2 separate regions of the Homo sapiens genome follow, and region 2 is linked to region 1. A link is a loop called in an ENCODE intact Hi-C map of the cell type or tissue named here. Cell type or tissue: natural killer cell. All regions are shown on one strand. Region 1 has its middle 32 kb from the start of AKTIP. Region 2 overlaps FTO (FTO alpha-ketoglutarate dependent dioxygenase).

The links. Hi-C counts contacts between places; a loop is a spot of excess contacts. Peaks named below come from ENCODE experiments on the same cell type or tissue, not always from the same donor. Only the 100,000 strongest peaks of a DNase experiment are listed, where the experiment ranks them.
Region 2: it touches region 1 in a loop (12-fold over the local background); 2 of 110 quality-filtered maps call a loop at or near these places.

What each region holds. Positions count from the first base shown.
Region 1 is chr16:53,533,794-53,536,293 of GRCh38, reverse strand. No RefSeq gene overlaps it. Among named protein-coding and RNA genes, the nearest start is that of AKTIP, 32 kb to the right of the region's middle. RefSeq lists an enhancer at 994-1,153. In natural killer cell, no CTCF peak of the experiment used is centred here; a DNase peak (open chromatin) is centred at 1,193.
Region 2 is chr16:53,911,397-53,913,896 of GRCh38, reverse strand. The region is part of intron 7 of FTO (FTO alpha-ketoglutarate dependent dioxygenase); the gene reads right to left. Among named protein-coding and RNA genes, the nearest start is that of FTO-IT1, 130 kb to the left of the region's middle. In natural killer cell, no CTCF peak of the experiment used is centred here; a DNase peak (open chromatin) is centred at 1,546; H3K27ac peaks cover 1,439 bases.

The DNA.
Region 1 (2,500 bases):
TGAGACACAGTCCTTCTCTGTCACCCAGGCTGGAGCACAGTGGTGCAGTCACAGCTCACTGCAGCCTCAACCTTCCAGGCTCAAGCAATCCTCTCATCTCTGCCCCCTCAAGTAGCTGGGACTACAGGCATGCGCCACCATCCCTGGCGTGTGTGTGTGTGTGTGTGTGTGTGTGTGTGTTTATTTTTTGTAGAGACATGGTCTTACTATGTTCCCAGGCTGGTCTCAAACTCCTGGGCTCAAGTGATCCACCCACCTTGGCCTCCGAAAGTGCTGGGATTATAGGCATGAGCTACTGTGCCCTGTCAAAAGTTTACTTTTAAAATAAACCCATTTAAATTTGTTTTAAAAAGTGAGTTCGTTTGAAGGAACAGGATAAACGACCAGTAGAGCAGGTGGCCAGCAGATGTGGCATAAATCACATAGGTGGTATCCAAATGACCCTGGGAGAGGCGTGGGCATGTGCTTCAGGGATTGAGGGAGCTCCCAACTTGTCACACAAGAAGTAGTATGTCATCACAGAATGATGACTAACAATTTATAGATGGAAGGGACCTTAGAGATCCTAGGCGCAACTTTAGCAGGTGAGGGAAACTGAGGCTCTGAAGTGTTGAGGGTCTGCGGCCAGGTGCGAAGGCTCATGCCTGGAATCCCAGCACTTTGGGAGGCCAAGGTGGGTGGATCATCTGAGGTCAGGAGTTAAGACCAGCCTGACCAACATGGTGAAACCCAGTCTCTACTAAAAAAAAAAAAAAAAAAAGAAAAATTAGCCAGGTGTGGTGGTGCACACCTGTAATCTCAGCTACTTGGGAGGCTGAGGCACAAGAATCACTCGAACCCGGGAGGCAGAAGTTGCAGTGAGCCAAGATGGTGCCACTGCACTCCAGCCTGGGTAATAGAGTGAGTTTCTGTCTCAAAAATGAATGAATGAATGAATGAATGAATGAATGAATGAAGTGTTGAGAGTCTGGGGAAACACAGGTGTCAGTGGGAGAACCAGCACAGGACTCTGGCTGTGCAACCCCGCATGGATCACCCCAGTCCCTGCTATCTCACTGCCTGTCACAGCTTGTGCTATGTCACAGGACACTTCTCTTTCAGCAGCTGACTCAATACAATAGTACATTTTGCTTCCAGAAATGTGAATAATGAGTAATGTGAATAACAAGTACTGTGAGTGGCATGCTCTGTCTCTTCCACCTCACAAAGTGCCAAGGATGAGGTGCATTTGTGAAGAACCACAGGACTTTCCCTAGAAGTAAGACAGAGACACAGTTGTAAATTTTTTTTTTTTTTTTTTTGAGACGGAAACTCCCTCTGTTGCCCAGGCTGGAGTGCAGTGGTGCGATCTCAGCTCACTACAACCTCCACCTCCCGGGTTCAAGCGATTCTCCTGCCTCAGCCTCCCGAGTAGGCAGTTACAACTTCTACAACAGGCTGTTGTGCTGTCTTTCAAGTTTTCCTTCCAGATACACAGTAGGATTGTACTTCACTGCTCCTGCCAAGTTTAGGAATAGTTTTGTTGGCAGCAATGGATGACTCCCCCAAAGTCTGGCTTTTGTCCCTTGGCATAACGCGTCTGAAATTCACCCATGTTGTTGCGTGTACCCATTGTTCCTTTTCATTACTGAGTAGTATGCCTTTAAATGGGTGTGCAGAGTTTGCCTACCCGTCCACCAGGTGAGGAACATTTGAGCTTTTCCCTGTCTTTTGGCAATGATGAATAAAGCCACTATGCAATGTTTAACTTCAAATTTCTCTAACACAAAACTGACATTTCTCACTGTGATTCTGGAGGCCTCTGTGATCCAACCACACATACCTCTTCTCAGGCCACCCCTCCCCCTCCACTCACTCACTCTGAATAGGCCAAGTACTCCCCTTTCCAAGGCCTTGGGACTACCTTGGCCCTTCCCACAGCTCACCCTCAGATCCCATAGCTCCTCCCCGGGGCCTTCCTGACATCTCTATCCAAAGCCACCCTCTCGCATCCAAAGGGCTGTCTGTCTGTTTTTACCCTGTATATTTCCTTCACAGCACCTACCATGATCTGGAATTTTTTTTTTTCCTTCTTGTACAGGTCTTGTCTGTCTTGCCAAAGTCCTAACATGTATTCTGGAACTTAATACAAATGAGTCAATAAGATTGGGGAAGTAACAAAGATTCAGCTTATATGTGTCTTCAGCGCCAGGTTACAAAGTCTGCACTGTGCGTAGGCAATAGGAAAATAGTGTTGAAAATGGTACTTTGGGAAAATTGTTCATTTAAAATAAAGTTTTGGTTATTGTAGGCCATAAAGCAAGGATTAGAACACATATATCTTATAGACACTGAATATCCTACCGCTGAGGTTTTCAATCCTGTTAAGAGCACAGGGAAATGGCAGTTAGCATTTAAGATATATCTGACTGATTTTATCCCTTGAAATTTTGTAGAATTTAGAGACCTATTACTCCAAAAAATATATAGCCTTGTTTACTTTCCCCTCAGACCAGTATTC
Region 2 (2,500 bases), 380 kb before region 1:
AGCAATTCTCCTGCCTCAGCCTCCTGGGTAGCTGGGATTACAGGCATGCGCCACCACACCCAGCTAATTTTTGTATTTTTAGTAGAGATAGGGTTTCACCATGTTGGCCAAGCTGGTCTTGAACTCCTGACCTCAGGTGATCCACCCACCTCAGACTCCCAAAGTGCTAGGATTACAGGCATGAGCCACTGCGCCAGGTCTACGAGTGGCTTTAAATGAACAAACCATGGCCGCCTACCCCAGACTTGAGGTGATACTTCCTACTTCTCAGGAAGAAAGGAAGTCATAGCGAGGTGAAACAAAGGCAAGAGACAGGCCAAATCTCATAAAGAGCAAGGCACAGGGAAAGTTTTGCTTGTCAAATACACTTTAATCTCTAAAGTCACTGGGCTTTGATGTTGCCCCCAACAGAAAACCTACATGGTTTGCAAGATTTACAGCATTTCTAGTGGGAACAGTTTCATGCTCCAGGGTTTTTCCTTCAGAGATTAAGGTTTATTTTATCCCTGATGTTCAATGTGTCTGACTGTAAGAGCCTCATCAGAGACAAGGACATTCTCCTGCCCTCTGACTCATCAAATACACCAAACTTTTATTCATCAAATCAAATTCGCTTTTCAGGGAACAAAGCTGCTGGAGATGATCCAAACTGTGGGGTAATCACCGTCATTCTGACAAGACAGAAGTGTTTCTTTTGCATAGAGTCAGCTCCTAAGGGAGATGATAAAAACTGGCTAAAAATGGCTACACTAATCTCTATATTATAAAAGACCACACAATTCATTGCTTAAGTTGAAATGAGGCAAAGCAAAATAGAAGGGGGAAGAAAGAAACAAATTACCACCACTGCCCATACATCAAAGAAAATCTACCACAAAACCCCCAGCTCTCAGATAATTATAAGTCACACAGAACAGAAGCAGTTTACAAAGGCCACTTGAGGCACAGTTCACTGGAAGGAACTCTTCGTATTTCCACTAACACTTCTTTCTTGAACAAGCTGCATCTTCTTCTGACCTCAAGGTGAGGCCTGACTTGTAAGGATAATATATACTAGGCTAAGAAGCTGGTAGTAAATTTCAACTGGATGGCGTATCAGACTTAATTAATCCCAGCACTACCCAGGAAAATGGTAGGTGGAATCGCAGAACAAATGTGCCTGGATGTTGAGAGATCTACTTCTCATCTAAGCATCATGGCCAGCAGAAATGAACCGGTGAACAAGTCATGTCCTGGTTCTCAAAATCCCCATTAAGAAGAGGCTCCAACCTCAACATTCCCCATGCAATCTGTTGATGATGATTCTACGGCGAGTGGGAACCATTTGCTTTTATCAAAACAAAAGGCAAAACAAGAAAGAATTTCCCCACACTCCTCTCTAAATACACAAGCTTAATAGAAAAGAAGTCTATTCACTTCTAGGAATGGAAAACATAAACAAACCCCTTTGGTGTAGTATTCATAATGATGCTAATGGAAGACACTCCTTTTTCACTGACGCATGTCAGTGCATCTCTGAAGTTAACACATAAAACCACAAAACACGCCAGGGAGGGGAAGAGGCTCATCTGATACCAGCAAGTGATTAGCAGAGGCTAAAGTGTTACCCAGGTATCTGGACTTCTGACTCACAACCCTCCTAGAGATTACTCCTGGAGGTTGCCTTAGGACACAGGTAACTGTAAGTGAGGTTTTACTCTAAATTGAACAATTTGATCCTTCTCCTAGTACCCCCAGCTATACTGTAATAATGCCCAACCATTTTCCTCTGTTTTTCCACAACAGACACACACTTGTGAAATAAGGAAGGTATGTTTGTCCCTTTGGGGGACAGTTTCTTCCATGCAATTTGCAACAAAATGCACCTTGGATTTTAAAAGAGCTATCCTGTAGTTACGATATTGATTTTTCATTTTGCTCCACAAATACTACCACAACTTTATAACTGATATACAGCATTAACAGTTTCCTTGGCCTTAGAGACCAAATTAATCACAAAATCAACAATCTGTTTTTATGCCACAGAGTTCAATTTTCGTTTTCAACATAAATTGCAAAACCACGGCCAGAGCCCAGTGCAATTTTAGAGATGCATTGCTAAATTGCCTCCCATTTGTGATTTAATACAACAAAGGTTTTGCAAATTAAAATGTTTAAGGCTTTAGGTTAGCCTGTATTTAGTCAGCTACCAGGCAACTGAATGTTTACAGGCTGATTTCTGGAGAACAGAGTAAAGCTAGCTGGGATACCACATGTCTGGCTACAGTGCACTTCCTCTCAGGAACCTCCAGGTTGACCTGTAAACATCAGTGCCACACAGAATGGTTTCTGAGAAATGTCTCCTCAGATCAGATGACACAAATGCATCTATAGATTCACCTATCTTCCCCCACCTTGTCCTCCTGTCCTTACCATTCTACTGAAATTCTTCCCATGATGAATGCAACGGTATGGCCACTTCTTAACTTCCCTGCAGGGTTCGACACTATTACATTCGCTG